Regions from separate parts of the Homo sapiens genome. Here region 2 is linked to region 1. A link is a loop called in an ENCODE intact Hi-C map of the cell type or tissue named here. Cell type or tissue: chondrocyte. All regions are shown on one strand. Each heading gives the region's core, and the rest is flanking DNA. Links, peaks and the distances in the headings are about the cores only. Region 1 overlaps CMKLR1 (chemerin chemokine-like receptor 1). Region 2 overlaps LINC01498 (long intergenic non-protein coding RNA 1498).

The links. Hi-C counts contacts between places; a loop is a spot of excess contacts. Peaks named below come from ENCODE experiments on the same cell type or tissue, not always from the same donor. Only the 100,000 strongest peaks of a DNase experiment are listed, where the experiment ranks them.
Region 2: a loop joins it to region 1, with 3 times the contacts of the local background. A loop is called at or near these places in 13 of 110 quality-filtered maps.

Annotation. Positions count from the first base shown.
Region 1 is chr12:108,299,737-108,311,161 of GRCh38, forward strand. All of the region lies in intron 2 of CMKLR1 (chemerin chemokine-like receptor 1), which reads right to left. Among named protein-coding and RNA genes, the nearest start is that of CMKLR1, 34 kb to the right of the region's middle. RefSeq lists enhancers at 3,838-4,359, 5,930-6,451. In chondrocyte, for the core only: CTCF peaks have their summits at 2,803 and 3,002; DNase peaks (open chromatin) are centred at 2,525, 3,435, 6,005, 8,757 and 1 weaker place.
Region 2 is chr12:108,451,541-108,462,965 of GRCh38, forward strand. It overlaps LINC01498 (long intergenic non-protein coding RNA 1498), which reads right to left. Exons shown (of 4, transcript NR_120483.1): 3 at 10,090-10,154; 4 at 7,885-8,044. Among named protein-coding and RNA genes, the nearest start is that of LINC01498, 16 kb to the right of the region's middle. In chondrocyte, for the core only: CTCF peaks have their summits at 5,887 (motif pointing left) and 6,098; no DNase peak of the experiment used is centred there.

The sequences.
Region 1 (11,425 bases), core at 1,767-9,766:
CCAAAGAACATCTGGAGCCACCAGAAGCTGGCAGAGGCAAGGAAGTATCCTCCCCTGGAGCCTTCAGAGGGAGCACGACCCTTGATTTCAGAGTTCTGGCCTCCAGAACCATGAGAGAATAAATTCCTGTTGTTTTAAGCCACTCAGTTTGTGACAGTTTGTTATGGCAGCGCTGGAAAACAAATACACTCCCCATTCTGGCTCCTACAGCGTCCTGCTCACCCATGTGGGGCACATGGCATTTATGTGATTATTGCTGGCATATGCATCTGATTAGATAACAAGTTATCTGAGGACAAGAATTGGGTCTTATTCAGCTCCATTTCCTCAGACTGGAGCAGAATCCAGGCACCAGACAGGTCCTCTGGATATTGGGCTTTGTTCGGTTTCGTTTTGTTTCTCTTACACTATGGACCAGGGCGCCATGTGGCTTGAGCTTACTCACAGCATGGCAGCTTCAGGAGAGTGGGCTTGTTGCCTGGCAGCCCTGGGCTCCAGGAGCAGGTGCGCCAGGGAACACGGCCTTTTACAAGCTAACCTTGGGGGTTAGTGCTTAGAAATCACATTGGGGTCACTTCTGCCTTACTCCTTTTATAACTCTATTTTGAAATAATTACAGACTCACAAGCAATTGCAAAAGTAGTACAGAGAAGTTCCATGTACCTATCACCTAATTTCCCCAATAGTAATATCTTACGTAACTCTAGTGCATTACCCAGAATATTGTTTGATGAATGAATGAATGAATGAATGAATGAATGCTTGTTTTTCTGTCTCACTGGATCTGTCTGGATATTAGAAATAATAACAGTGACATTGTTGATGCCATAGAACATAGAACAACACAACAAAGGGATTAAGGGCCCAGGATATTGCTTCCCATCCATCAGGGCTGGACTATTGCTCCATGACCTGTGAGCTGTGCGACCCTGGGCACATTACTTAGCCCTCTCTACAGCCTCCATTTCAATATTGGTGCAATGGGGATAATCCAAGGACCCACCTCCTAGGGCTGTTGTGAGAATTGAATAAGTGGCATTGGTGAAGCATTTGCAGCACTGCCTAGCATAAGAAAGTTCACCATTAATCATTAATAAAGTACTTCCTTTGTGCTGGACAATGAGCCAAGGAGTTTATCCCATCTCGCCCAATCCTCATGATCACCCTACAGGGTCGGGACACAATTATACGCATTTTCAGACAGGGAGGGACACAGAGGCTCAGGGGGTGAAAAAAGCCCTACAAAGCACGTTCCATCACTGTAGAGCAGAAAGTCAATGTTGCTATTGTTGTTGTCAGTGGTGGTTCTGACCACAATCAGCATCCACCCAAGTCTTTTTTTTTTTTTTTTTTTTTTTGAGACGAAGTCTCACTCTGTTGCCAGGCTGGAGTGCAGTGGTGCGATCTCAGCTTACTGCAGCCTCTGCCTCTCGGGTTCAAGTGATTCTCCTGCCTCAGCCTCCCGAGTAGCTGGGACTACAGGCACATCCCACCACGCCCAGCTAACTTTTTGTATTTTTAGTAGAGATGGAGTTTCACCATGTTAGCCAGGATGGTCTCAATCTCCTGACCTTATAGATCCACCCACTTTGGGCTCCCAAAGTGCTGAGATAACAGGTATGAGCCACCGTGCTCGGCCGCGTCCACCCAAGTTTTCTATCAGTACCTGGTTCTGATTCTCACTCTGTCTAGTTCCCCAGGCCTCTCCCTCTGCTGCAGACCATGTCTTACCTGAAAATGCCACCCAGGCCACCCACACAAAAAAGCCCTACTATGTAACATGTGTTCATCCTCCACCAGCCCCCAGCTCAGTGCCTGGCACATAGTAGGCACATAATAAGCACATGCTTTACTATTGCTGACATCATAATTTATTAAGCACCTACTATGTGGCAGGAGCCAAGCCCATTAGAAATGTCGTCACAGACTTTTTCCAAAACAACCTTGCAAAGGGGGTGTATCCTTCCCCCATTTTACAGACGAGGAGACTGAGGCTTTGGAAACATACAGAGCTTAATGCCCATGTCGTTGTTGTGTTATTGTTATTAGTGTTGCTATTTGTGGCTCCACTCAATTGCTCATCTTGTGTTTGGGAATCCAGCCTCCACCTCTCTGCCCTGAAGCTTAGCTCATGTGGGAGCCCAGATCCCACCATTATAATGGGCTACACACACATACACACACAGGCATGTGTGCTCACACAGACACACACATCAGAATGCACACACACACACTTCCTGCCTCCAACGGAGGAAGATATTTACAATCTCCAAACCCAAAAAGGATTGCTATCTAGCGTACTCAAGGAGCCCCTTCCTGCAAATCCAAAAAACAGCGACCCTGACAGGACAATGGGCAAATGATAGGAACAGGCAATTGACAGGAGGGAAACCCCCAAACCCAGGCATATGACAAATTGAAGATCAAAGAAATGCACATGAAAACCACAACCAGATGACATTCTACACCTTCTAGACTGTGGCAAGAACTAGAAAGCTGGACGCTTCCCAGGTTGGCCGGGTGGGAGCACAGGCACCTCATGCCATGCTGCAGGTATCTGCGAACCCTCTGTGATGGCTCCTGAGTGAATATCCAGGCAGTGCCCCACCTCCCTGCAAGGAAACACACAGGGAGGTGTCCATGTGCATCGTTTTTGGATATGTCTTCTTTCCCCAGAAGCAAATCCTCAACTGACGATTCTGGCAAAAGTGATTTATTAAGGAAGCATTTCAGGAAAAACTGGTGAGGGAGTGAGGAAGTGGGAGGAGGCCAGGCAGGGGTGCAGCATCCCACAGCGTCCTACAGAGGGTGGCCTTGGCTCACACCCATCAAGGACCCTGGGAACAGTGCAGGTCACATTCCAGGAGTATTTGCATGCCTCCGCCCTGTCCTGGAGTGTGCATTCCCAGCCACTCCCAGCCTCAGGTCAGTTCAACAAAGAGCCACACAGGTGCTGGCTATCAGGACCCTAATAGTGCTGTGGTACATTGAGAACATGTCTGCAAAGCGGCAACACACGTTTTGCAAGAATCCAGCCAAATAGCCAGACGCACATTGAACACATTAGAATGGCTCCATGGGAGAGAGGGTGGGAGGGGTCACGGGACTGGGAAATAGGGCTACTGGGAAATGAGCACAGTGAAGAAAGAAAATACAAGCGCAGGGACTTCTGGGGGCCCCTGATGGAGAAGTGGAGGGATGGAGGGGTATAATTATGTCAACCCTCCCTCCTCTCCTGAGGTCCAGGAAACCCCAAAACAAACAAACAAACACTCCGATCCCTGCCTGGGGCTCATGCTTGGGTGGTGCCCAGCTCAGAGTCTTGGTTACTGAATCCCTGACCGAGCCACAGTGGCCAGGCAGGGGGCCAAACATGCAGCCCTCAGAGCTCCACCCGTTTTCCCCGTTAGGCGGGAATGAACTTGGACCGGCCAAAGGAAGTAACAACGTCAGCCCAGCCAGGAGAGGCTGTGCAAAGAGTCCTGGGCCCTAGTCCTTCCTCGTCGAGCCCAGCCCCTGCTGGGGGTGGGATGGTCACCAGGCAGACAGTTGTGTCCTGCCCACACCCCCGCTGCCGGACCCTTGCTGGGAAAGGGACAGGGCCTCAAGGTCACATCTGGCTTCTCCTGCCATGCAGAACAAAAGCCTCCAATGGACATTATTGGCTTAAGTTTTATTAAACAAATACACGTACAGTCCTCACTACAGTCCAGCCACTGTTGTAAGCACTGCTACTAATGAGAAAACAGGCACAGAGAAGGTAACTAACGTGCCCAAGGTCACACAGAGAGCTCAGGTAAGTAAGGTAGGTCCAATTAGCCATTCTGAAGGAATGCTCAGAGACAGGCTTCAAGCCCAAACCCTGCTGAATTGACAAGCTCACTCTCTGTCCACTGCTTCGCCTCCTTGGAACATTCCACAAAACTCTGGCTTTTGCCCCAGTGGAACCTCCCAAGGGCCCCCAGAAAATCAATCTGGCAAGATTCAGGGTGTGCATTTTACAGACGGAGCAAGGCAGGGCTCCGGGTCCCCTGCAATTTTCTCCCCCAGGTCCCTCTGCCTCTGGTTAATAGCCTGAATGTGAAATGCCTCCAATCTCGGTTACAGGAGAAGCCTTTGGAGGCGGGGATCATTCATTTATTCATCCATCCTCCAAGGACATGTGGAGCCTTCTGCGCCCCAGAGCTGGTGTGGCTGCTGGGATGCAGCACACCGTGGGTGAGAGCACACCTTTTCTCTCTGCAGCCTCCCCCTAACCCTGCAAGGTCACTGGTATCAGTCCCACTTTACCAACGGGGATGTCTGAAGCTGAGGCAGGGGAGCAAGTAGCTTGCCTCACACCTGCCTGGTTGGTTGATCGATGACAGTGTTAAGCAGGGATTGCAGGGCTGGAGGACAGCAAGGTTGGGTGTTTACCCTCCAGCTCCTTCCCTGTAGGGTCTCCATGGGTCGACTTGGCCACAGCTATACTCTCCAGGCACCAAGAACCACTGCTCCCTCTTGCCCCTCAGCCTAGAGACAGTGAGTTCTCCTTGCCATTACCAGGACTGGGATTCAAAACCCAAGTTCATATGGATCCAGGGCCTCACCTCCTCTGGCTGTTCCCCTGCCGGTGTGTGTCCTATGGGCTCAGTGTACAGCAGGGCCGGGGACCATCTGGGCAGCAGATATTTACCTTCTGCTTCCTTGATTAAACCCCTTTGCCCAATGGGTTCTTTACATCGCAAAGCACTGGCTCCTTTTCTGCCCTGGTCTCTCTGTCCTTTGTCTCTTTCCCTGCTTCCACCTCTGTCCTGTTCTTACTCTCCTCTGTCTCATATCTGACTTGTTCTTTCTGCCTCTCTCTCTCCCCCAGTCTCTGTGTTTGCCTCTCTTTGTTCCTGGCCCTCTCCGTCTCTTCCATCTCTCTGCAGTCTCCCTGTCTTCTCAGTCTCCACCTCCTCCTCTCTCTTCCCATGTTTTCTCCACCTCCTGCACACCGGTCACGGGTCAGCCCTCCCCCTCTGACAGGCTCGGCTGCCCCTCACCTGCAACATTCCTCACCTGTGCGCCTAGCCAGCCCAAGCTTCCAGCAGCCACTCTGTCAATCTGCTGTCTCTTTCATCGCAGGCTACCACTAACCTCTTCCTGAAAGCAGGCCACAGGCCAAATGCAGGGGCTTTATCAGGGCCTGTGGGCGTAAGAGCCCATCAGGGAAACTGGAAACATTCCTCGCTCTGCAAATGACCATGTTTGGCCTGGCTCCTGTCCCCATCTTCTCCCCACATGACCCACCCTGACAGTCCAGCCAGATGGCTCAGACACCTCTCCTCCAATTCTGTCAGCCTCCAAAAGGAGCTGGGAGGCCCCTCGGAGGACCATCTCTTGTAGCAGGGGAAACTAAGGCCCAGAGAGTGCATGACCCTCTCTAAATCATAGAAAAGAGGGACTTGGTCTCTCTTGTTTATGGTGTATCCCCAGAGCCTAGAACTGTGCCTGGGACTTCCATAACTTCTGCCTCAGTGTGATCCACATAGACCGTTCCATAGATTTGCAAATAGGGACTCAGAGAGGTGAAGTGACTAGTCCAGATTCACACAGCCTTTAAGCATCAGCTCGGGATTTGAACCAAGGACTTTTTGACCCCAAAGCACAAGATCACAGCCTCAACCAGCAGCTGAAATGTAATGAGGCGGGCCAGTCACCACTCTTGCCCTCAAAAATGTCTCTCCTGAGCAGCATACCAGCCTCCCCCTGGCCTGGACGACTGTAGGTGCTGATGTCTTTGCCTGCTGCCTTCTGGGCCAGTCCATTCACCAGATCTCCTACCCTCCAGGGCAGAGAGAAGGGGCCTCTCATCTCCCAAGGATGGCTCCAGAGACACCTCCAGATCCCTGTATCCCCAGGCTCTGACAGACTCGGGAACCTGGAAACCACACAGTGTCTGCAGATGTTCCAGCCACAGGCCTGGCTGCCAGCCCCAGGACAGAATTAGCTCCGTGTCAGGAGAGAATTTCCTCCCTGGTCCCACGCCCACATGTGGGAGCTCGCACTGAGTCACTGCAGCAGAGCAGAGCGGCACGGGCTGCCTAACAGACTGTCCCATTTTCTTTCGGGTTTGGAAGGGGCCACGACGGAGCTTAGGACTCCATAAGAATGGGCAAAAACAAGGAGCTTATGCCCCTGAACCCAGACAGCCCACCTGCTTAGAGGCCAGGAAAAGCAGCTGATGAGCTCACCGACTCAGGGAGACCCCCCCACCCAAAATATTCACGCCACTGCCTGGCATCCTCCCATTAGAACACTACTCCTTGAGCCTTAAAAGCGTTTCCTTCCTCTCCGGGGATCTCTGTCTCCAGATCCCTGTCTGTTCTGTGCCCTACAGGCTGACCTGCTTGAAAATCTCAATAGGCTGTTTGCCCTCTGACCTCTGGTTTGATCCACAACTGCAGGCGTGGAGCGTGCGGTTGGGTACAAACCCTCCAGCTCCCTCCTTGTCAGAGGTGTGCGGGTTGGCCACAGCCACACTCCTTGGGTGCCTTAACTACTTCCTGCTCTAGCCCCTCAGTCTAGGAACAGTGAGTTCTCGCCTTCACTGGACCCGGAGCGTGGTAGGGATCCCTTGTACTGTCTACCCTTTTGTCAGTCCTCCCCTGACTAAGTTCTCGTTAATCACCTCATTTGAGTGGGTTGTCCATCTCCTGCCAACACTCTGACTCAGAAACCAGACTCTCCACACTTTCCCCTCCCTCCCTACCCACACATCTATCAACAAGTTCTTCCCATTTTGTCCTCCCAACAACTCACAGCTGTGAGCATCACCTCTGCTTACCTATGTGGCTACCAGGGGCTCCTAACTGGTTAGAAACCTATCTACCTAGTACACAGACCATTTTATTCCTAGTAGACAAATCTTTTCAAGAAGCAAACCACATCATGTCACTCCTTGCTGAAAACCTCTTAGCACCTCCTTGTTCTTAGAATCAAGACCAATGCCTTACTATGGCCTGAGCAATCTAGACCCTGCCTACCTGAGGACTGAGCTGAGGCTCGAGCCCAGACCCAGACGGAACCAAGTTCCATGAGAACACGCCCTTGCAAACTCAGCCTCATTACTTTATTGGACACCTAGCTGCCCTTGTAACCATCTCCCCAGCAGCCATTCCTAGTCACAGAAGGTCCCCAGCAAGAGCATTTGATGGACATCTGTCCTTCCAGGCCAGGAAGCCCCTGTAGCCCCCAATAATGGGTCCCGTACACAAGCCCTAAGTATCTTCCCAGCCATCCAGCTTGTGCCTCTCCCCATAAACACCGCCCCAGCCCCTGGAGCTGGCCTGTAAACAAATTTTCTCCCCTGCGCATATCCCACTGGACTGGGAGGTCCAGCACCATATTTAGTTAATCCCCTGACGTCAGCCTTGGGTCCACTCTTGCAAATAATCCCCAAGCTATGAACACATTGTAGCCAAAGGGTGGCTGGTGCTGGGGATGCTTACAGCTTGCTCAGGATGTGGTCAAGAAGGCAGCTGGGGTGAGTGACTTCTGCCCATGCTGGGAGCCAGCCTGTGGCACGCACTTGGTGTGCTGTTCTGGGTGTGGGCTTGGAATCTCGACTCTGGGAGGCAGCGGAGGCCCCACATGCCTCCAGAAGCGCCCCCTGAGAAGTCACTCTTCTCTTACAACCAGGTCAGCACAGCTCACCCTCTGCCCTTGCTTCTCTTCTCTGGCACCCTGAGATACCTGAAAAGTGGCAACTCAAGAAACTTACCCAGCCACAGGGTCCCAATCTGCCAGCGGGTGGGGAGAAGGGCAAGGAGGTGGAGAACCCAGACTCATCCGCTCTGGAGCCCTTGTGTTTGAGTCCCATGCCTCGCTCCTTCCTTTCTGTTGCTCTGGTGAGCTGGATAAGGAAGCCATGGCTTCTGCCATTCCCAGCTTCAGCTCAGCCTCCCACCTCCCCAGCATCCCTACATCCTCTGCAAGAGGCTCTGCAAAGCGTGTTTCACTTTATTCAAGTCCCTCAGCTGAAACCAAGCTATTGTCTGGCCTCAGTCGGGACAGGGCATTAACACCTAACAAGGAGGTGGTCCTGGCTGGGTGACCTGGATCTGCTCTCCACACCTCCAAGTCTCTTTTTCCACTTCTGGGGCATGTGGACCACCCAACATACCATGATGGTGAAGGAGAATAACCTCTGTGGCACACCTAGAAAAACAGCCAGCCCTTCATCAGGTCACAAACAATGCCAGTTGCCCATTATTCTCATTTCACAGATGAGAAAACTGAGATTCAGATTCAGTGAAGTGACCGAGTGAGCACGTGGGTAGAATCAGGAGCTCCAGGCTGGGCTTCCAGCTTCTCCTCCCTTGGTTTTCCATGGAATCCTGTCACATATCATCTGGAAGTAGGTTTCACTTCTAGCTCTAGCACTTCCTGGCTGTGTGACCTCATAGAGGTTACTTACCTCTCTGAGCCTCAGGAGCCTCATCTGTAGCATCTGTCTCAAGGAGTTGTGAGGATTCAATGAAACAAGGCTGGTGAGGTGCTTGTCACCACCACAGCCACTGCATTAATAGGGAAAGGGGATTTCTTTCACAGGGTGAAACTGAAATGTGTTTCTACTGCTCCCTCAGTGAAGTCCACTGTTTTAGGGTCCCAGGAGAATTTCTCAGGACACAAGCCCCTTCCCAGCTCTCTCTTCTGCTCATCCCCTGAGCACATCTGGTCCAGGGTAGCCCCGCCCGGACCTCTCGCTGGCCGCTCAACAGCCTGTTCCCTGCAGGCCACCTCCTTCTGGAGACTTCCTGCCCTCGCCTTGACTGTTCCCCTCCAGGGCTCCCATCACTGTAGGAAGTGTGCTCAGCATGGGTCCAGGGAGCTGGGAATGAGGTTTGGCACCTCTTCTTGGGAGAGGTCAGAAAATAGAGGTTCTATTAGAGGGTGAGGACGGGCAAGGCAGGGGCCCCTCCAGACAGGCTGACTCAAATCCCTCAGGAGGCTGAGAAGCTTCCGACAAGACAATCTTGATATTGGGCTCAGCTCTGAAGGCCAAAGATTCTTCCTTCCAGTCCTCTAATCCTCCTGTTTCCCTTCCTCCATCCTTCCAAGAAATAGTCATTAAATACCTATTATGAGCCAGGCCTGGATCTGAGTACTGGGGTTGCAGCAGGGAACAAACCAGACACATCCCTGCCCTTGGAGTCGAGGGGTAGTCGGGGGTGACAGATGCTAAACAGTCAAGTAAACAAATACATAATAAGGAAGACAAACACATCTGGAGCCAGACTGCCTCGGTTTGAATCCCAGCTCTGCTGTGTGACCATGGGCAAGTCATCACACTTCTCTGTGCCTCAGTTCCCTCATCTGGAAAATAGGAGTGATCATTGCTCCTCCCTCACAGAGTTGTTGCAAGGATTGAATGTTGGTAATGGGTTTATGTTGGTAATGTTTTAGAAGCATGCCTGGTTCATCGGAAGCTCTATGTAAATGCTGAAAAAATACAATGAATATAATAGCAGGCAGTGATTTGTGCTGTGAATAAAATACAAAGAGGGTCATCTTCTCAGAGAAGCTTCTTGGAACGCTCTCCCTAACATAGAATTCCCCTCCCCCAGCATTTATGCCCTGTTCCACCTTTGAATGGAGACCTGAATACACAGAGAGGGAGACATGGGCTGGTGCTGTGGAAGAGCATGGTAGGCAGTGGGAACAGCAGATGCAAAGGCAGGAGGATCGCTTGAGCCCAGCAGCTTAGGGCTGCAGTGAGCTATGATTGCACCACTACACTCCAACCTGGGTGACAGGGTGAGACCTCCATCTCCAAAAAAAAAAAAAGCCAGTAGTGGGCAACGTCTAAGGGTCACACTCCTTGCCAAATGCTGTGGGAGTAAGATGGCCCAGTCACTACCTTCATGCAGAGAAAGTGGTTGCAGGAACAGATCGTGGCACAGTCAGTATTCTGAGATGTCACCTAAATTCCAGGCTTCCAGCAAACTGGCCATGCTGGGCTTGCATTACAGAACAGGGGTTATCCACAGTCCCCACCCCTCCCTATTGTTCCCTGGGGTAATAAGCCAGTTGCAATTTGCCATTGAGTTTGTCCAGGGTCTCTGCTGTGGCAGAAATAAGTGCAATCCAGTGAGAGAAAGAGGAACCAAGTCATTCTCATTTTCAGCTTTCATAGGAGAGCACGTATGTCTTTGTGGACATGAAAAATGTTCATAAATGGGTCATTTGGGTCTCCTGCCTGGCCCTGTTGGTCACTGAGTGTGTGGCCCTGGCTCTGCACAAAGTAAAGAGAAAGGGCTGGGGAAATCAGGGGATGCTTCCTGGAGGAGGTGGCATTTGAGCTGAGCCTTGGAGGGTATGAAGCCTTTGCCAGGTGGAGCAGCCGAGGGAAATGACATACCTGCAGAGGAACAGAGGCTTGAAAAAGTGTGGTTAGGGGCTGTGTGTGTGTGTGTGTGTGTGTGTGTGTGTGTGTTAGGGGAGGGGAGAAGGCAGGAGATGTGGCTAAGGAAAGAAGAGGGTTTCAGATTGTGAGATCCCTGCAAGCCATCAACTTTATCCTATGGGCAATAGGGAGCCATGGATGGTTTTAAGCAGAGGGTATCATCCTTCTAAAAAGATTCCAGCTTCTAACCTGGGTGGCTGATGTGGGCACTGCGTTGGAAGAGGAAAGGCTGGAGGCAGGAGAATAGCAAGAGGCCTGGTGAACTGAGGATCCTTCTGCCAGTTCCAGGCCTACCCAGAAAGTGCAGTTTTTGGAGGCTCCAGGCATCAGGATGTCCCATCAGAGAGCCAGGAAGCCAAGCAATCTCTTTATTTTTCTTAAGGATTTTTCCTCAGCCCACAGGGACTGGTTTGCTTCCAGAGCCATTTCCATGGCAACCACCAATGCTCCAAGAAAGGTCTTGAGTGAGCGGAGGAGTGAGGACCAGAGATACTCAGATGGGTCTTCACGGGAAAAGCCAGGTCACAGAGAAGGGCCCATACTGTCCAGTCCTGGGGGCTGGGAGCCATCTTCCCCCGGAGTCCATGATGCCACAGATAAGCTATGGTTGCCATGGTAACACCGAGTCCCCCATCCCCGGGCCTCATGGACCCAGGGCCTTTCAGCAAGGCGGGTAGGCAGAGACAGGAGGGAGGCAGTGCTGAGGGGCAGCCAGAACCTGCAGCTCACCAGGGAGGCACATCCCAGGACACGTGTGTGAGGCAGGTAAGTTCGAAGACCGCCCCCCCACCCCCCGCCCAGGAGATGAGCAGGGTGCAGATGAAGGAGCAGTCAGCAGTCTCTGGGGTCTGGTGCTGGGGTTCTGGAAAGGCATCCCCCACTGCAAATTGATGCCAGATACACACTGCTGCTATGCCTTCAATTCCACCATCAGGGTCCTGCTTTCAACTTTTCCCCAGTGAACTGAAGTCAATGTCGTGATGACGATGGAGA
Region 2 (11,425 bases), core at 1,762-9,761, 150 kb after region 1:
TCACATCAGGCAGAGGACTGGTTTGAGAAGAGATTTTGTGGCTGCTGGAGCGTACGGGCTCTGTCTCCATTACCCATCACGGAACTTCACCATTCAAAGATCAATGACGTGCAGGCTAGATGATGCTGGCAAGCCAGGAGCTGTGGATCCCGATTTTTCCTCCATGATAAATGGGGAGCAATCTCCAGGAGCTCTAGCCTGGAAGACAGCCCTAGTCAAATTACTTTATCGCCCAGCTGAGAGATGGCCAGCTTGGAGGAGATGTACTCAAGCAGCATGCTAACTAGACTCAACATCAGCACATAGACCCCTCCTCAGAACAGCACTCTCCTCCCTCCTCTTTCCCACCAAAGAGCAGAAGAATTCCACCCTGACATTGGCTTATGGAAGCTGCTCTCCCTGACACTTCCATAGTAAATAAGATCAGGGGTCTATGTAGTTCCCACTCACTTCACATACACATATCTGAGATCACTGCTTTCAAGCTTGCCAAGTGGCAGAGAACTTGTACATCATGGAGTCCTTGCAGACACTCAAAATGCTGGTATATCATGCTTAAAAGAAACTTCTAGCGCAAAGACTAAGTGCACAGGAATTAGAGATAGGCAGAACAGGATTTAGATCCCAGCTCTGCAACTTACCATGGGCAAGTGTCTTAGTTGAAGATCCTTCAGAAACTTACTTTAAGACAAGGGTTCAAGTGCACATAGTTGATTTAGAAAGTGACCTCAGGAAGCACCACAGGGGAGTGGGGAAGAGGAGGAACAAATAAAGGGTGTGTATCAAGGAAGCTGTCACTGGAGATGAATTCTGCTGGAGAACCAATGTTAAACACTGCCTCAATGGTAACTCATCCAAGCAGCAAGGGAACTGGGGTATTAATACTCCAACTCCCATATGTTATTATTTAAGGGATGCTGCCAGAGGCATTAACCCCCTTGCACTTCTGGCCTATTATGTATGGGGGATCTGGTGGCCAAAGAGAGCCCTTGGGCAAAGTGCTGCCAATGCTAGGAGATGGAAGTTCTGCCCGTGGCCTCGGAAATGGTAAAACCCAAGGGTGTAGGAGTGGGGCTTGAAGGGGCATCAACAACATATGCTACAGCAAGCAAGCTAATCTCTCTAAGACTCAAGCTTCCTCATCTACAAAATGTAAATTACTTGTAGCAAATAATATCTAATATCTTGGGGTTGCTTTGAAGGGTAAAGTCAATACTGCAAGTTAACATACTCAGCACAGTGTGTGGCACTAGTAAACATCTAATAAATAATAGTTATGCTTATAAAACATCACCTGCAAAAGGAAATGTGTAATAAATGCCATGCTCATTTTCCAATCAACTCTGAGCCCCCAACCTATGGAGTTGGCAAGAAATCAATCTCCCTGTTTTGAGGTGGTCCTTCGACCTCCCTAAGGTCACATTAGAATCTGAGAGGTTTAACTTGGGGCCAGGAAACAAAGGATAAGGTCTGGACTTCAGTTCCCCATGACCTTACTGGTGAGTTTATAATCCAACTCTGCAGAATCCATTAAGTTTGGCCACAGGAATCTTTGTGGAGGCTGGGGGGCCCAGTACCCAGGGTCCAGCTTCTTTCAGCATACCCCAGCCATTCCACACCTCCCCATCCTGACCACCAGTGGGGGTCCAGCCACCTCCCCAGGATCCCATGAGAGAGTGGATTGAGGCATCTGCCGATCTCCTACCCCACTGGTGTTGAGGGATCTCCCTCCTCACTCATTGTTTGTGCCTCTTCCCCACTCCTCAAAGTCACTCATCTCCCTATCTTTTGAGCCATAAGCCAAGGGCTGCAAGCTGAAGGGCAAACAGAATGGTTCAAGTTCCCTGAGATTACAGAGTGCCTTCTTGGAACTGGGCTCTGCAGCTCCTGGCTGCCAGTATTATCTAGGATGTACATCACTGATCTTTGAATGGTAACATTCTGTGATGGGTAATGGAGTCAGAGCCTATGCACTCCTGCAGCAGCCCCGAAAGCTCTCATCTACCAGTCCTCTGTCTGATGTGAATCCACAGGCTTCATATTTAGGTCATTGGCTATGGAGTAGGTTTTGATGGACCCTGGGAGAATTCTTCTGCCTGCAGATAACTGCTCTTCTAGTATTTTGCAATGTTCTAACAAGACAGAAGAGGAAAGAGTAAAAGAAACATTTATTGAGTACCACTTGTAGCAGACATTGCATGTCCACCTACCCAGCACTCCTCTTTCCCCTTCTTAACAGTATGCAGCAGAGGAGAATTTATAAACAACTTCCATCCATTCTGAGTCTTTTCCTGTAACAAAACAAAACACAAATTAATGGTGTTGCAATGAATTATCCTGTCACATAAAATTTTGTGCTAAATCAACTATCATATCAAATTGTAATATAAGCTAGTAGCAAGAGCCAATGATCTGATGAGAAAAGGATGAAAGAAAAAGCCAAAACTATAAATTCTATTCATTCAGGGTTTTGTTGGGGTATTTTTTCTGTGAATTACAAAGAGACACGTTAATTTCTGAAGAGTGTAAGCAGTAAGCAGAGAAGATATTCCATTCTAGAGACACACTCATGCTTTGAGAAACAGAGTTTATGTTATGTCTCTAGGAGTGGCCAAATGTCTGGCTTTTCAAAATGAACACAAGTAGTTCCTTTTCCCAAGGGGATGAGAGAGTGACCCAGGAAAATATAACCTTGCCTCATCCCCAGCAAAGGTAACAAATGCATGGAAATTTAACACAGATAATTTGCTGCTATTTAGGGCTTTCACATAGCCCCAAATTTTACCTCATTTGTTACTATGCAAGACTGAAAGTTTCAGAAACTCAAATCAAACTGATTTAAGCCTAAAGGGGGATTTACTGGCTGGTATAACTTGAAAGTTCAGGTGCAGCTTGATCCAGGTGCTAAAAAGACAGAATCAAGATTTGGTTCTTCTCTCTTTTTTGTCTCTGTTGGCTTCACTCTCAGGTACGTGTTTCCCCCAGCATAACAAAATAAATGACAGCAGCTCCTGGCTTACATCCCACTAGCTCAGACCCTCAGCAGAAGAAGAATGCCTCTTTATCAGGATATCTCTCACAAGTCCTGGAATTCACTCTGATTGGATGGGCAGGAGTCATGTGCCTTCCCTGAACCTTGTTGTGGCTTGGGATGCAATAAGTCCTCTGACTGGCCAAAGCTAAAATCTTCAGGGGCGTGTGAACCAGAGCAACTCCATCTTAAATAGGACCTGGGTAAAATGAGGCTGAGACCTACTGAGCTGCATTCCCAGATGGTTAAAGCATTCTTAGTCACAGGATGAGATAGGAGGTCGGCACAAGATACAGGTCTTAAAGACATTGCTGATAAACCAGGTTGCAGTAAAGAAGCCAGCTATAACCCTCTGAAACCAAGATGGCGACGAGAGTGACCTCTGGTCGTCCTCACTGCTACACTCCCACTGTGAAAGCCCCAAATGGCAGTTTACAAATGGCATGGCAACCACAGGCAGTTACCCTATATAGTCTAAAAAGGGGAGACAAGAATAATCCACCCCTTGATTAGCATATCATCAAGAAACAACCATAAAAATGGGCAACCAGCAGCCCTCAGGGCTGCTCTGTCTACGGAGCAGCCATTCTTTTATTCCTTTACTTTCCTAATAAACTTGCTTTCACTTTAATCTATGGACTCACTCTGAATTCTTTCTTACGCGAGATCCAAGAACCCTCTCTTGGGGTCTCTATTGGGACCCCTTTCCTATAACAAAATCGCCTACCCAGGGAGCCAGGAATGGGGTTAATCTACACCACATTAAGTCAGAGGTCGGGAAAGCTAGCTCAATACATCAGATAGATGATACCAGCAGAAGGGCCACACACAACTGATGCCCCTGCAGGATCCCCAGCTATCATTTGATTTTCAAAATGACCCCCAATGTGATTATTTGGGTTTTTTACTCTTTTTTCATCTCAAAGTTATACACACACATTGTAATAATTACCTCCATTATATAGACTAAGAAACCGAGGCTCAGAGAACCAAGTAACACCCAAGTTCTCCTAATCAAACAAGGAGGAGCTGGGACCCAAACTCTCCATCTGTGTGACTCCAAAGTGAAGTCTGCCCAGGGTCTTTTCTGTAAATGTCCATTTATAGACCAATGAGTTTTTTTCGGGATTGTTCAAAGTCTTCTACTGTATACACAAACCAAAGATACCAGTGGCATTCCTGTCCCCTCGCTCCCACATCCCAGGGCAAGCAAATTTCAGGAGCCCATTTGCAGCCCCTCTTAAAGAGGAACTGAAGACTGAGTTAGTAAATCTGTGCTGAGCTAATGCATTTTTCTGGTTGACAACTTCACCGCTGCCACCAACCTCAGTGCTTTGCTGATGTCAGGCAAGAAACGCAAAATATATTCTGCCCTGTCATTCTAGTCACCTCTTCCTGTCCAACCCACATCCTAAAAACAGGCTAACAGGATTGCCATAGTCAACTCAGTGTGGTTGAAGGGCATTTCAAGGCTCCATATCCAGAGTGTAGCCTGAGGTCCCCTCTCTAGAGAACGGAGTGATAGAAGATACCAATAGCATTATGCTAGGGTGTCCCCTTCACCTAGAAAATCCACTTCTGGACATTTACCCTAAAAAAAATAATCAGAGATGTGAACAATCATAGACATACAGATATCTTCTGAAATATATGCTCGGAGTGCCCACAACAGATTACCCTGGGCACCTGTTAACAAGGGGCATTAGGCTGTGGTTCACACCTCCAATCCCAGCACTTTGGGAGGCCAAGGCAGACAGATCACCTGAGGTCGGGAGTTCAAGACCAGCCTAGCCAACATGGTGAAACCCCTGTCTCTACTAAAAATACAAAAATTAGCCAGCGTGGTGGCACACACCTGTAATCCCAGCCACTCGGGAGGCTGAGGCAGGAGGATCGCTTGAACGCAGGAAGCGGAGGTTACAATGAGCTGAGATCGCGCCATTGCACTCTAGCCTGGGCAATGGAGTGAGACTCCATCTCAAAAAAAAAAAAAAAAAGTTAGGGGGGCATTAGCTGGGCAAGGGGTGTGGGTGGGACAGGACCTCTGCATTCCACTCAACACCTGCAAAATCAGAATCTCCTAAGCTGTGGCATCCAGCCTCAGTTCAAGTCTGCAGTGAGCGATAATCACACCACTGCACTCCAGCCTGGGCAACAGAGCAAGACATCGTCTCTGAAAAAAAAAAAAAGTAGGGGGGAGGGTGGGATCCCTGCATTCCACTCACACCTGTGAAATCTCCTAAGATGACTCCCAGTGATTCCGGCCTCCCGCTGTGTCCCTGGTATTCACACCCACCTTGTTATAGTCTCCTCCCACCTTGAACAGGCCTGGCCTCTGTAACTAATGCAATGGCATATTGCAGAAATGACAGAGCGCCGTCTGAGGTTAAGTCATAAAAGCCTTGTCTTGCTTTCTCTTGGGTCACTCTTTGTGGGGGAAAGTCAGCCGCCATGTCATGAGGACACTCAAGCAACCCTATAGAGAATTCTGCAGGTCCAGGAGCTGGATTCTGCCAACAGCCAGCACAGATCTTGTGAGAGAGCTGCCTTGGAAATGGATCCTCCCGCCCCAGTTGAGTCTGAACCACATCTTGACTCCTGAGAGACCTCAAGCCAGAAGCAACCAGCTAGGACACTCCCTAATTCCTGACTCTCAAAACCTCTGTGAGACAAATGAATAGTCATTGTTTCAAGCTGCTAGGTTTGGGGGTAATTCGTTATTAAGCAGTAGTTATTACACAGGGTGAGCCCAGGATCTACATGTTTACAGGCTCCTTGGGAAAGTCAGACACACTGAAGCCACTGGAGGCCAAGGATGTCCCTGCAACATTGTTTAGATTCAGAAAGTAACATTGGTGCCCCCTAGGGGATTAGAGAAGCAAATTACAGTCTACCTGCAGGATGGCCAACAATGCACATAGGAGACAGCTAGTACCTACCTTATCTTTTTTCAAAGGCTGCCGAGCATTTATGACATATTGAATACAAAATCAGTTCACATGCACAATGCAAAATATAATCCTATTTTTGTTCCATATAGAGCATTATTATATAATCCCTCATGTCCCAGGCCTTAGCCTGAGATGTGTGTGATTATATAATAGTCTTTTACTCCTTGAAGAAGTTCTTGTCACTCCTAAATTATTAAGGTGCAAGCCCACAGCAGCCTAATGGCTTGGAATTAGCCCCAGCTATTTCTGAGGTTTCCGCAGGAATCCTTTTACCTGAGCTCAGGAATGTGCCCACGGGTCCTTCTGGTGTTGACATCCTGCTGTGCCATTGCTGTGGTCTGCTGGGGCGGCTCCCACCCCCAGCCCAGAAGGCAGGATGGCTCACATTCACCCACATGGGGATACAGGCCCTTACAAATATCCAAGTGAGACCAGGATGTAGTTATTTGTTTCACACATATAATACATAAAAACAATCCCACTGTAAAAACTGGCTTTAAAGGAGGGGAAAATAGAGGCAATTGAGTGTAATAGTTCAAGGTCTGACTCCACCTTTTACTTAAATCAGGCACGTTTGCCTCATGTCTTTACGGTCCCACTGCGCTGAACAATTCTAGGGCCACAATTCCTATTGTATTCCTTGTATAGAGCACCCCCTGGAGTCATGCCTTTATTTCCTCATCTGTAACATGGGGATTATAATCACAACTCATAGGGTCATTATTAGCATTGAGCAAGTAAATTCACGTAAAGCCCCTCAACAGTGCCTGGCCCAGAGTGGGCACTCAACAAATGTCACATCTTAATTACCACCATCATTATTCATATATACTCCACACATATAATTCCACTGCCCTCCCTAGAGGCAGCTCCATTTATTAAGTGGGCACACTTGTAGAATTTTTCTGTGCATTTACATACATAGATTTTGGCACTGATTTTTTTCTTGTATGAATAGGATTGTTCTCTATTCTCAGCCATATGTGTCAGAGAAGCTTCCATGTCTGTGTGCATAGATCGGCCTCACTCTAGTGCAGATATGCCAAGCTTTATCTAACAGTCCCCACTTGTCCAGTACTTTGCTTATTTCCAGTTTTATGCTATTGCACACAAGTTGCAAAGAACATTGCTACATGCTTCTTTGTCCATCACACTAGTATTTCTTTAGATGAGATTCCTAGAAGTGATAATTCTGGGGTAAAGGATATTTGCATTTAAAATGTTGATAGATCCTCAGCCTGTCGGGTGCTACTACAGACAACAGAATAAGAGGAGAGATATAGTACCGTGAAGATTAATTTAAAATTATTGCTAAGAGTGGTTGCTAAGACTCAACATCCAAGCGCTTTACTTGGAACTTCCTGCGTAAACACTCACCCTGCACGGAGGATGTTCTGGGAAAATTGCCACACCTCCAAGTTCCCACCCAGCTCATCTGAACCAAGAGAAGTGGGGAATAAGCCTTCCTGTCTAGTAGACCCACAATACCCCCTGGAGAAACATGGGAACATCTCTCCTCCAAAGGACATCCCACCATCACCCTGTAGTCCAAACAAGACAACCACATAGGCCAGGAGGGCAAGTCCAAGTCTGCTCATTGGATTTGGTACATTACTACTGGAAGGGAGACCAACCTTGGAGACCAGGGTACTCCTTACCAGACGTGGCACTTCTCTCCAGCCTCAGGTGAGAGCAAGAGCAAGCCTGCATATCCCTTCTGCCACCATCTGGTCCTCAATCCTCAACTCCAGCAAGCAAATGCTTGGATGAGAATGCACACCCTGTCTCCCAAGAGCAAACAAGTGCGTTCAGGCCTGGGGCAGCCAAACTCTAAGTTTAGAAACAGATTTTGCTCCAACCCTGCAGGGGCATGTTCTACCAACAAACACAGTTTGCTTTAGGTTCCCTTTAGAATACTTAACTGCTCCATCTGCAGCTTCAGTATTTGAGCTTTCAGGGCATCCCCAAGAACCGTGGATAGTTATTTTGCTTATTTTCTTCTCACCAAGTGCTCACACCCAGAATCAAGGGATGGTCCTGCTCAAAGGTAAACTCCAGTCCCCTTCCCAGAAAACAGAAAATACATGTAACATTTTAAATGAGGGTTTTACAAGCTTTGGGGGAAAAACGTAGAAGCAGATTCTACTCCAGGAACCCTACTAAATATGCATTTATAATTTTGCATTCATTTAACAATATTTACCAAGCATCTGCTACATGCCAGACCTTCTTCAAGGTGCTGAGGACACAAGGGTAGGTAAAGCAAGCCAGGACACTGCAGACAGTCCCCAGCTTATGATGCTTTGATTTTTTCATTTTATGATGGTGAGAAAGCAATAGGCATTCAGTACATTCCTTGATTCACAATGGGGTCACATCCATATTGTAAATTGAGGAGCATCTGTATAGGGATTAGATTCTAGTGTGCATACGCATAGAAAAAAAGGCAAGAGAATATTTTTAAAGTGATAATGGTTATCCCTGAGGATGGCAATAATAGAGATCTTAATTGTTTTTTATGTTTTGCGTTGTTTGAAATTTTTCCAACTGGAAAAAAACTCACAGTATAGATGAATATTTATAGTTATGGGACTATACTCACAAGATATTGCTAAGTGAAAAGAACTGGCTACAGAAGAATATACAAAGTATATTTTTTGTAAATATATATTTACACTGTGTGTGTATCTGTTGCGATGAGTCATCTTGACTAAAGGGATTATGGAGGAATGTGCTGTTCAATTTTCTGTGTCTTTCTGCGTTTTGCAAGTGGTATGAATTGAACACTTATCGCTTTTATAAAAAGGGGGAAAATGGGTCGGGCATGGTGGCTCACACCTGTAATCCCAGCACTCTGGGGGGCCAAACTGGGGAGATCGCTTGAGCCCAGAAGTTCAAGACCAGCCTGGGCAACATGGTGAGACCCTGTCTCTACAAAAAAATACAAAAAAAAAAAAAAATAGCCAGGCATGATGGTGCACATCTGTGGTCCCAGCTACCTGGGAGGCTGAGGTGGGAGGATGACCTGAGCCCGGGAGGTCAAGCCTACAGTAAACCCTGATCATACCACTGCACTCCAGCCTGGGTGACAGAGTGAGACTCTGTCTCCAAAAAAAAAAAAGTCGGGGGAGTGGAGGGTGGGGAATGTCATTTAGCAACAGGAACTTCAACCTATTCCTAAATTATTCTATCCCTAAATTATTCTATCCCTTGGTCTACCAAAATACCTGAAAATTCTCCGTTAGAGTCAGTCATTTGGCTAAACGTTTCCTTCCCAGAGGCTCCTGCTACACTACTTAAGAGGAATAACACACTGGTCTCTGTCACTTGCAAAATGGAAACGTGAACAGGGAATCTGAAAATGAACTGTCACTTTGGAAAGCGAGGAGTCTGCCTGGCTCAGCAAGACACGGACAGACAGGGAAGGGCATGGGGAGTCCCAGTGGCGCATAAGGACTCTCTGCTCTGAAAGTGAGGAGGAGGAGACTGAAGAAAAATCAGATGAGACATGGGATAAGAAGGACCTCCATGCATGCCCCTCTCCCAACACCCAGCACCCACTCTGCAGCCAAGGGGTCAGAGCTGTCGAAGAGTGATGAGCAACCTGTTTACTAAAAAGAAAGAAAAACCTACTTATAAGAGGTTTTTATCTTAGTGAGCCGCTCTGCCTGAGTCTACAGAAATTATCAAGGGTGACATCACTCTCCCCAGTCACAACCCCAGGACTTAACATCCCAGCAACACCCAAAGGACTCACCCACCCACCTCCCTGTCATTGCAGCAGCAGAACTGTCAACCCTAAAAATGAGGATGGTTACGTGAGGAAATATGACTATCACTCCTCTCCAAGCTGTCAGCTAGAATATGAGCCTGGACCTAGACTAGTTGCAGCAGGGACCATGTTTAACAAGGGGCACGGTTGACTGCTGGGACTGCTTTAATATTCAATCCAGACCTCTGATGATGAGTTATTCATTAATGACCAACTGCCTCAAGGCTCCTGTTTTATTGAAAGCTTTACAAACCATCCAAGAAATGAGATATTGAGCTAAACATTTCATTCTTCCTCATTTCATCATTCATCCAACATTTTTTGCAAATACTTACCAGGGGCTAGGGACTGGGGGGTCCAGGTATAAGATTCTTTTGGGCTTGAACATATCTGAGGACACCTTGAATTTTTATAAAAATGTGTATTAGATTTTCTTAATTATGGAAGTAACGCATGCATTGCAATATGCTAAACAACAAAGTAAAGTAAAAAATCAATAATCTCTCCCACTCCATTCTAACTCCAACCCCTTGTAGTTAGCAATGTTAATAGATTGTTGTAGAGTTCCCTTCTCTATGCTTTTTTAAAAAAATGTTCATCTATTTATTTATTTTGAGACTTGATTATGAAACTGGTTAATTTTTGTATTTTTTGTAGAAACGGGGTTTCATCATGGTGCCCAAGCTGATCTCAAACTCCTGGGCTCAAGTGATCTGTCCACCTCAGCCTCCCAAAGTGCTAGGACTACAGGCATGAGCCACTACACCTGGCCCTCTATGTCTTTTTTTACTTACCAAAATATATATATATATATATACGTATATATACATATATATATACATATACATATATATATATAGAGAGAGAGAGAGAGAGAAACTATACACATGATTCTACAACTCATCTTTTTCACTTCATTGTGTATTAAGAATCTCCCTTCAGGGTGACACAGAGATTGAGATTGTCCTTTTTAATAGCTGTGTGATATTCCACAGTATGGCTATAATGTAATTTAATCAACAAGTCTCAGACTGATAGGATGTCTCCTAACATCCTATTTGAGGAGACTCACTAAACATCCTTGGACATCACTGTACTTTCATGGATGTCTAAAGAAAAGACTCCCCAGGTGGGACAGCTGGGTATAGACATCTAACAGTGACAGAGGGTCCCTTTCTGCCCCAGCTCATGGGAAAATTTCCAGTGGTCCTGATCAGTTCCCCACTGGTTAGGGAACAAGATTACCCTTTCTCTCCCTCTCCCTATAAGGTGTCCAAGCCCCTCCCCTTCTCTTCATGGGGTGGAGAGTTGGCAGGATGGTTGGATGGTGGTTTGTTCACAAATGATGGGTCAGAAGCCAGGTGCCCTCCAGGGCAGCTCACTGCTCAGTCCCTGGCCCTTCTCCTCTGTGATCACGATGGAAGCCCTCCCCATTCCCCTCCCACTTCCCAAAGGCCTCCACACCATCCTTCCCTGCTCAGAACGGTCTTCCAAATCAACCTCCTTTTTCCCCAGCCCCAGTCTCATCACTTCTCAGAGACCAGGGATCAGGATTGGGCAGAATGCATCTGCGTGCTTTCATCCTTGGCTCTGTGTCGGCACCATCTGGCACAGGAGAGAAGGGTCCTCAGAACCAAGGTGGGGGAAGAAAGGCAGGGAGAGAGCAGAGGA